Linked DNA regions of Homo sapiens: regions 1 and 2 are each linked to region 3. Evidence: chromatin contacts called from ENCODE Hi-C or POLR2A ChIA-PET data. All regions are on one chromosome and are shown on one strand. Each heading gives the region's core, a stretch centred on a gene start or an enhancer-like site at or near the end of the contact. The rest is flanking DNA. Distances are from core to core; before and after follow the strand shown.

Evidence for each region. A loop is a pair of places that touch in the nucleus more often than their neighbours do. ChIA-PET counts read pairs that join two places held with the same protein, here RNA polymerase II (POLR2A). Pooled maps may share reads with other maps.
Region 1: a pooled map shows a loop between it and region 3 (3-fold over the local background). The contact joins two enhancer-like sites. A Hi-C loop is called at or near these places in 8 of 50 pooled maps. POLR2A ChIA-PET finds 5 or more read pairs at or near these places in 2 of 52 experiments (B cell and PC-3).
Region 2: a map of naive thymus-derived CD4-positive, alpha-beta T cell shows a loop between it and region 3 (12-fold over the local background). The contact joins the promoter of TESC-AS1 here to the enhancer-like site in region 3. A Hi-C loop is called at or near these places in 1 of 168 maps with a recorded cell type or tissue (naive thymus-derived CD4-positive, alpha-beta T cell) and 9 of 50 pooled maps. POLR2A ChIA-PET finds 5 or more read pairs at or near these places in 1 of 52 experiments (MCF 10A).

Annotation. Positions count from the first base shown.
Region 1 is chr12:117,139,028-117,142,112 of GRCh38, reverse strand. FBXO21 (F-box protein 21) reads left to right here. Exons shown (of 12, transcript NM_015002.3): 12 at 1-122. TESC-AS1 (TESC antisense RNA 1) reads right to left here. Exons shown (of 3, transcript NR_120464.1): 3 at 624-722. Among named protein-coding and RNA genes, the nearest start is that of TESC-AS1, 41 kb to the right of the region's middle. Within about 2 kb of position 1,297, at least 3 of the 41 ENCODE cell types and tissues checked have a DNase peak (open chromatin) inside an H3K27ac peak, as active enhancers do.
Region 2 is chr12:117,097,865-117,100,716 of GRCh38, reverse strand. TESC-AS1 (TESC antisense RNA 1) reads right to left here and starts at 1,250. Exons shown (of 3, transcript NR_120464.1): 1 at 1,073-1,250; 2 at 77-264. It overlaps TESC (tescalcin), which reads left to right and starts at 1,301. Exons shown (of 8, transcript NM_017899.4): 1 at 1,301-1,492. The coding sequence starts at 1,435. RefSeq lists silencers at 85-302, 1,169-1,307, 1,046-1,565, 1,626-1,735, 1,806-1,905.
Region 3 is chr12:116,818,071-116,821,002 of GRCh38, reverse strand. The region is part of intron 7 of RNFT2 (ring finger protein, transmembrane 2); the gene reads right to left. Among named protein-coding and RNA genes, the nearest start is that of HRK, 62 kb to the left of the region's middle. RefSeq lists a silencer at 1,271-1,630 and an enhancer at 1,831-1,880. Within about 2 kb of position 1,507, at least 40 of the 41 ENCODE cell types and tissues checked have a DNase peak (open chromatin) inside an H3K27ac peak, as active enhancers do.

The DNA of each region.
Region 1 (3,085 bases), core at 48-2,547, 320 kb before region 3:
GTAAAGGACGTCCCTCCGGTGAATAAAATTAGGCGCAATTATAGAATACATGTATTATGGCCACGTAGCAATGACTGTATTAGGGCTCTGCTAGTTCTGTAATAAATAGACCCGAAAAGCAACAATGGCTCAAACACCATAGAACGTTTTTGCTTCCATAATATTGGGCAGGGGAATGGGCTGGCAGGGCAGCCCTTATGCAGGCAGGCATCAGAGCAACCTGAGCCGTCCATCTCCATCCCGCCTGAAGTAGCGGGGAGCATGGAGGGCTGAGACCATCTGGGAGCTTCCATGAGCCAGGTGTGGAAGTGGCACCCCTTATGTCCACTCATTTTGCACGGAGGTGGGAAACGTCCAGTTGTGTTCTAGGAAAGGAGACAGAACACAGTGTGGGTGGAAGCTCTGGTCCACTGCACGGGCCACTCCAGTGTGCTCCTCCACCGCAGGAGACAGCCACGGACAGCTAAGCCAGGCTGTCCGTGGGGACGGACACATTTCTGCAGTCTCCGGCTCAGTCGCCCCTGCCTAAGTAGCACATAGAGGCAGTGGAGTTCCCTTCAGATGGCACTGTCTGTGTACACTCACGGTCTCCACCGCAGATGGCTGCAGCAGCGGGGAGCAGACCTCTCACCGCGTGGGTCACATGCACTACCTCTGCCTCAACAGCCAGATCTCAAGTGGCCGGCCACACCTTCGTTCCAGAGGAGGTGCCAAATGGTTTCCTGTGGGCCCGAAAGGAAGAGAAAAGGTTTGGTGGGCACAGACTTGTGTGTGCCTCACCCCCAGAGCCCTCCGCGGTCCCTGCATCCTACTCAGCCCAGTTTCCCTGGGCCGTGCAAGTTCCCTCCATCAGCCCAGCGTGGCGCCTCCGGGATCCCCCACCCCCAATTCCCATTAAGAGGTGAAGCAGGGACGGCAGCTGCAATAAGAACTCCCATTTGAGAAAAAGAAAGAATGAAACAAGTTGCTGGTCTCTAGCAGGGATGAAATCCCACTCGCGGGGGACCTTGGTAAGACCCCTGCCTTTGTCATGGCCGGGGGTGACGTTTCTTGCATAAGCCCTGACTCTGCTCTCCGGGAGGAACTCCCTGCCCTCTGGGAAGTTCTTCCTCAAATCTCATCCTCTCTGGTCTCCTCAGAAGTGGGTGTCGGGTGCATCCTGCCGGGGTGCTGGCCAACTTTCACACTCCACTTCCTGCTGGGTGCAGCTTTAGGGGCCTGTCCAAGACTTTTATTTACTTATTTGTACAACAAGCTTGCAATTCCTCTGGCAATGATTCCCTCTAAAGCTTAGCAAGCCATTAACCTATTGGTGCCAGCAATCGTAGCCAGCTTTATCACCTCTTGGCTCTCTCTTCCCCCTGACTTAACGTGGCTTAATGTGGCTGCCTTCATCTGATATTAACCAAAGGTGAGGCTCACTGCTTAAGTGAAAAATTTTTATTGTTATTTTTTGAGGCAGAATTTCGCTCTTCTTGCCCAGGCTGGAGTGTAGTGGCGCAATCTCAGCCCACTGCAACCTCTGTCTCCTGGGTTCAAGCGATTCTCCTGCCTCAGCCACCCAAGGAGCTGGGATACAGGCACGTGCCACCACCCTCAGCTAATTTTGTATTTTTAGTGGAGATGGGGTTTCACCATGTCAATCATCAGGCTGGTCTCAATCTCCTGACCTCAGGTGATCCACCTGCCTCGCCTTCCCAAAGTGCTGATTACAGGCATTTAACGGGTCTTTGTTGTTCGGTGATTTTCTTTGAGATGGAGTCTCGATCTGTCACCCAGGCTGGAGAGCAGCGGCACGACCTTGTACTCCTGGGTTTGATCAATTCTCCTGCCTCAGCCTCCCGAATAGCTGGGAATGCAGGTGTGTGCCACCACGCCCAGCTAATTTTTGTGTTTTTAGTAGAGATGAGGTTTCAGCATATTGGCCAGGATGGGTCTCGATCTCATGACCTTGTGATCCACCCACCACAGCCTCCCAAAGTGCTAGGATTACAGGTGTGAGCCACGCACCTGGCTTTTTTTTTTTTTTTTTTTTTTTTTTTTTAAGACGGAGTCTTGCTCTGTCGCCCAGGCTGGAGTGCAGTGACGTGATCTCGGTTCACTACAACCTCCGCCTCCTGGCTTCAAGTGATTCTTGTGCCTCAGCCTCCTGAGTGGCTGGGATTACAGGTATGCACCACCACTCCCAGCTAATTTTTGTATATTTAGTAGAGACGGGGTTTTGCCATGTTGGCCAGGCTGGTCTCAAACTCCTGGCCTCAAGTGATTCACCTGCTTCGGCCTCCCAAAATGCCGGGATTACAGGCGTGAGCTACCGGCGCAGCCGATTTTCATTCTCCTTTCCTGTTGGTGTGTAGAAGCAGTGGCCTTTTCCACACAGGACACCTGGGATTTCAGTCTCTTTTCCATTTTAGTTCTCAAACCAGCACATATTTACTTCACTCCTGTTTTTCTTGTCTTCCCTGGTGATAAACAACAAAGAGCCATCTACACACTGTATTCCTTGTCTCTTTTGGCTACTTTCTCTAGACTGGCCGCAGGGCCAGTGGTTCCACCTTGCAAACCGAAAGCAACAATTCTACCAAGTCTGACCCCGAAACAGAGCTCTCCAGCCTTCCGGCCTCCCCAGGAGGTGTTTCCTTGCCACTTGACTGCTAGGCTAACACCATAGAGTTTAGGGTTTTTATACAGTGGTGCCCCTCTCAATGGTTTTGTTTATTATTATTATTATTATCATTAAGTTTAAAGTGGGCTAATATTTCCATAGGAAGTTCTATTTCCTATTTGGCTGTGCAATTAAGAAAAAAAAACTGAGAACAATGATTCAAGTCTTTGAGAGTGGGAAGAGCTACACGTCATTTAGTAAATGCAGGGAAGGAAGTTGCATAGAATACAGAAAGGAGAAATTTTGGGAGAATGAACTAGGTAGTCTCATTATAGAATCCTTGCATGGTTAGAATTTCCAGCTGGGCACAGTGGCTTGTATAATCCCAACACTTTGGGAGGCCAAGGTGGGAGGATCACTTGAGGCTAGGAGTTTGAGATCAGCCTGAGCAATATAGCAAGACCCCCATCTCTACAAAAA
Region 2 (2,852 bases), core at 1-2,500, 280 kb before region 3:
CCGAAAAACTCCTGCCCCCTACCCTGTCCCCCTTCCTCCCCAACATTTATCATCGAGACTAACGTTCAGAACAGACCTGATACCTGACGGTCATTGATGGTGGTGTCACTAAGCACTGCAGAGCCTTCAGGAGAGCCTTGACCTTGATGTTCTGCCCTGGCTGTGTGCCTCTCCAGGGGACAAGATTCCATAGCGCCCACCAGCCTCTGTGGCCATGTGCTGTGTCCACGCCAGGCCCTCTGGTGGACATCTCATTAACTTATCCTTATTTTAAGGAGGAGGAATCACATTACACAGGCAACAGCATCGGCCCCAGTCACCCCAACTGGATGGAGAGCCAACCCCTCAAGCCATCTTAACCCAGAACTTCCCTAATGGGCATGGGGACCACCGGCATTGCCTTCTCTCCAGCAGTTTGTCCCAAATGCAGCCTCCTGGGCCCACTTCTGCAGTTGTTTTTTTGTTTGTTTGTTTTTTGAGACAGAGTCTTGCTCTGTCGCCCAGGCTGGAGTGCAGTGGCAAGATCTCAGCTCACTGCAACCTCTGCCTCCCAGGTGCAAGTGATTCTCCTGCCTCAGCCTCCGGAGTAGCTGGGATTACAGGCATGTGCCACCGCGCCTGGCTAATTTTTGTGTTTTTAGTAGAGACGGGGTTTCACCATGTTGGCCAGGCTGGTCTCGAACTCATGAGCTCAAGTGATCCGCCCGCCTTGGCCTCCCAAAGTGCTGGGATTACAGGCGTGAGCCATGCGCCCAGCCCGCTCCTGCAGTTTGAGGTGCCTCTCAGCCACCGGGCTGTGCAGGGCCCACACGGGCCGCCACGTGGGTGTGTTCACCTCAGAAGGTGCTGGGGCTTTCCTGGAAAAAACCAAAGCGCATGGTGCATTTTCAAATAGGATTATTATTACTGTTGTTCTCCATAGAGCTATTTCATGCTCGCTGACTTCCTTGACTATCTCAGTGGAGTTTCCCTCCTAAGATCTGGAGGATGTAAGGTGGGATGGGTTGGGAGTGGGCATAGCACCTCCCAGGGGTCCCACCCCTCCTACCCACGCCCCCAAATTTGCTCACACCTGCTTCCTTCCAGATCCAGCAGGTGTGCGGAAGGGACGAGGTACGTGAGCACTGCTGCACGAACGGGGACTCCAGAGCGGTGGGCTCCGGGGTCCCCTTCCCGGCGGTTTCCGGGCCGGGGCGGGGCGGGGCGCTCCCCTAGCCGCGCAGTGCGCGAAACCGGCGTGCGCTAGGACCGCGGCGCGCCGCCCTCCGCCGTTATATGAGGCCCCGCTCCGGCCCCACGCGGAACCCGCGGCTCCGAGCCTTCGCCGGCGTCCCGACCCGAGGCCGGACCCGAGGCCAGTCCCGCCGCTGCGCAGCCGAAGCCAGTGCGGGGCCTGAGAGGGACGCGCGCCCCGGGGCCCCCGCCGCGGGCACCATGGGCGCTGCCCACTCCGCGTCTGAGGAGGTGCGGGAGCTCGAGGGCAAGACCGGCTGTGAGTACCCGCGGGGGGCGGCGCGGGGACCGGGGCGGGACCTCCGAACGGCCACTGTTGGGGACCCCGGCCCGCCGCCGCGCTGTGTGACCTTGGGCCAGTGGCGGGCCCTCTCTGCGCCTCAGTCTCCTCCTCTTTCAAATGGGTCCCCGCTGGCCACCTCGCGGGCTGCGGCGAGGAGCTCCGCGGCGATGCTCAGTGCCGCAGCCGCTCAGCTTCGGACTGGCCCGGGAACTCCCTGGCCGGGGGACTGCGGACCGGGGAGGGAGCGGGGCCCAGGCTTCCCAAGCGCAGGGCAGGTGCCTCAGGCCGGGCGGGCAAGTCCCTCAGGCACCCCCGCTGGCGCGCGCGCCCCACACCTGAGAGTCGTTTGCATTCGTGAGCGCGAGAGCGGAAAGTTTTGAAGTCGGCGGACCTGGGTGGGAACAGGTCTCCGACGCTCCCCGGCCGGGTGACCTTAGTCGGGAGAGCCGGCGCCCGGCGCCTGCTTTCGTCCTCGCATCTGTAAAATGGGTTCAGGCAGCCTCATCCCCGCGGGTGGCTGGGAGACTTAGCGAGGCAGCGGCCGCAGAGCACTTTGCCCGGAGCCCAGCGTCCTCCCCTGAGTTCGCTGAGTCTCCCGGGACCAGCAAAGGCTGCGCGCCCCGCATCGGCCCGGAGGCGGGGAGCCCTGGGAGGCCTGGCCGAGCTGCCCGCAGGGAAATGGCGGAGAAAGCGCTTCTCTGCCCGAGTTCAGCCGGGCTGGGGACTTGGCCCTGGGTCCTGAACTCGGCATGGCCAGTTCTGCCTCTGGCTGTGGACCAGGGTGTGGACTGGAGACCGCGGGGGCCAGGTGTGTGGGCAAACCGGCTTTGGCGAGCGACAGACCGGCTGTGAACCCTGCCAGCTGCACTTCCTGGCTGTGTGACCTTGGGCTAGTCACTTTACCTCTCTGATTCTCAGCTTTCCTTCTCTGTTGTAAGAGTTCTCCTAGTACCTGGTAGACGCTCAGGAAATGGGAGCTGCAGATATTTTGGGAAAGAGCTAGCTCCTGGCACCTGCTTCAAGTGCAGAGAACCAGCGTCCAGTATTGATCACCAAGAGAGGGTGGCCCAGCTGTTTGTGTGTCAGCTGAAAAGCAACCCCTCTTGACCCCCAATCTAAATACCCCTTTCCAGGAGAACTGGATGAAAATTGCAGAAAACCATTAATAACTGGTGTGTGTATGCACGCACTTATACGTCTATATCTGTATCTCTGTGTGTGTAGAGATATAGAAATATCCAACTAAAGAAGTAAAAGGTGTGGCTCAGCATATATAATATGGTACCCTTTTTTCTGTTTTTTAAAAAAGGATCCTTTGAGCTGGAGCCGCAAAGTA
Region 3 (2,932 bases), core at 258-2,757:
AGAAAGCTCAAACACAGAGGCAGGGGAGGGAAGAACAGAGTGGGAGACCCAGCAAGTGAGAGGATTACAAGAGGAAAGAGAGAAGGACTAGGGCTGGCTTCTAGTTTAGTGATGAGTTTCTCGGTTGAACACTTAGTACCTGCAGGCTGTCCCCAGACTCTGACAATCCCAGGAGATGGACACTGAAATTATTTGCCCCTGTTAACTGGTGAGGAGAGAGAGGCTCAAAGAGGCAGGGTATGTTGTTCGAAGTTGCTAGACAGTGGTGGAGCCGGGATTTAAATCCAGCCTGATTTTCCAGAGTGGCTTTGTGCCACTCTGAGAAACAGAGAAAGGGAGACCCTAGGAGACCTTAGGAGATAAAGTAAGATGTGGGAGAAAGAGAAAGAAAAGATACAAGCTATGGGGGTAGAGAGGGAAGGATAACTGAAGGATGATAAAATTCAGAATAATGGGTACCCCTGGTGGGGGAAGTGAGGACACAGGAACTTTCCAGATGCCGGAAATGTTCCATATCCACCACAGCCAATCCAGTAACCACTGGTCACATGTCGCTATGGAGCACTTGAAATGTGGCTATTCTGAATTGAGATGTACTGAAAGTCTAAAATACACAGGGATAGCTGGGCATGGTGGCTCACACCTATAAACCCAGAACTACGGGAGGCCGAGGCAGGAGGACCCCTTGAGACCAGGAATTCGAGACCAGACTGGGAAACATAATGAAATCCTGTCTCTACAAAAACTAGCCAGGCATGATGGCGCACGCCTGTAGACCCAGCTACTCGGGAGGCTGAGGCAGGAGGATGACCTGAGCCCAGGGAAGTCGAGGCTGCAGTAAGCATGATCGTACTTCTACACTCCAGCCTGGGAGACACAGTAAGACTGTCTTTAAAAACAAACAAACAAACAAACAATATCCCTTAAAAGCAAAAGAAACAAGGAATTTCAAAGTCTTAGAAAAACAACAAAAGGTAAAATATCTCATTAAAAATTTTATGTTGATTACATGTTGAAATAATATTTTGGACACATTAGGCTAAATAAAATATAGTATTAAAATTAAAGTCACCTGTTCCTTTCTAGTTGTTTAACGTGACTACTAGAACATTTAAAATCGTCTGTGTGACTACTCTTATATTTCTGTCGGACAGCTTTGTTGATACTTTGATCTGAGTGATTACATATGTTTGTAAAAATCCACTGAGCTTTATAATTAGGGCACTCCACAGTATGTAAGTTATGCCTCAATACAAAAGAAAAAGGAAAAAAGGCAAGAGAAGGGCGAGCCAGGATGGAAAGAAGCGCAGCAGGTAGGAGGCGGGGCCAGCGGGGCGGGGCTGGTGGCCGCGCGTTGCCTGGCAACGGGTGCTGCCGGTGACGTCACCACCCGGCGGCAGCCATTAATCCCCCTCCTGGCGGCGCGGGCTGGCCCGGCCGCCTGCCTCCTCCTCCCCCGGGCCCGGATGAGATCACCGCGTCGGGCGGCCGGCTGTCCCCGCGCTCCCAACAAATCGACTCCTCGGCGAGCGCCGGCATCTCATGATCTCATGGCCCCGCGGGACGGCGCCGGCCGATGAGGTCACAGCCCCGCGCCCCGGGCCGCCCCGCTCTGCGCGCCGCCGGCTCCGGGTCTGGCCTCCGGGCGTCCCGCGCCGGTACCAGGCCCCCGAGCCTGAGGCTCTTAGCCCTTCGCGGACAAAGGAGATCTCAGTTTGCGAAGGGCAAAGCTGCCTTTTCCATCCTTTTGACGCATCTTTGCGCGTCCACTCCCCGCTCTCTTATTTGGACATTTCACCCCGAAGACCCCTTGTCCAGCAGGGAGTGACCTCATCAGCTCCCCTAAACTTGAAGTCAGGGGCCATGCGACGCGGCTTGCCTGCAGGATTTCACAGCCACTGAGTGAAGGAAGTTGTGGAGCTGTGTCTTACAGACGAAGAAACGGGATCAGAGGGATAAAGGAATCTGCCCCAGATTACCCACGTAGGGAAGGGTGGCGCAGGAACCCGGACCTCCATGATGTGAATGAGCCCTTTGACAGCCTTTTTCTTCTCCTTACCTGTACCCCAAACCTCTGCACCTTTACCCCAGTTCCTCCTTGCTCTGGTGTAAACAGTGGTAACGGTCCCACTTGCGGCGTGCCCCCGCAATGCTGGGTCCTGTTCCACATGACAGACCACTGTAGAGGAATTATACGGACCATTTTACAGATGAGAACACAAGGCTCGGAGAGGTCAAGTTACTTGCTGCAGAACTGGGACTTGTACCCAGGTGACTTGACTCTACAGCAGAGCCTTTCAATTACTCGACACCACCTTCCCCAGAAAAAGAGGAAGGCTTCCGAATGTTGACAGTGGACGATACACCCTCCCTTCTCTCTCCGACAGGGTCGCCATCAAACCCAGTTGAAGAGGGTCCAGTGAGAGCCTATTAGAGGCTTCACAACTCACTTGCCAGCAGCAGATTTCTCCCATCGCTTAGAGACTGCTCACTCACACCACTCCTCAGAAGACCTCCAGCAACATACACAGCCAGGAACGACAGGAAGGAAGGGACATGACATTTACTGAACGGCAGTGCTGAACCAGGCACTGAGCCAGGGCCTGTTACTAAGGGCAAAGCTGGGAGGGATATTACCAGCCCAGGTTTGCAGACGAAAAAGCGGATTTTTTTTTTTTTTTTGAGATAGGGCCTCACTGTCACCCAGGCTGGAGTGCAGTGGTGCGATCTCAGCTCACTGCAGCCTTGAGTTCCTGGGCTCAAGCGAGCCTCCCCTCTCAGCCCCACGAGTAGCTGGGACCACAGGTGTGTGCCACCATGCCCCAGATAATTTTTTAAAGACTTTTTTTGTAGAGAGGGGGTCTCCCCTGTGTTGCCCAGGCTGGTAAATATTTTTTAAAACCAAAGTCAGATGTCAAGGAAGTACAAGTTT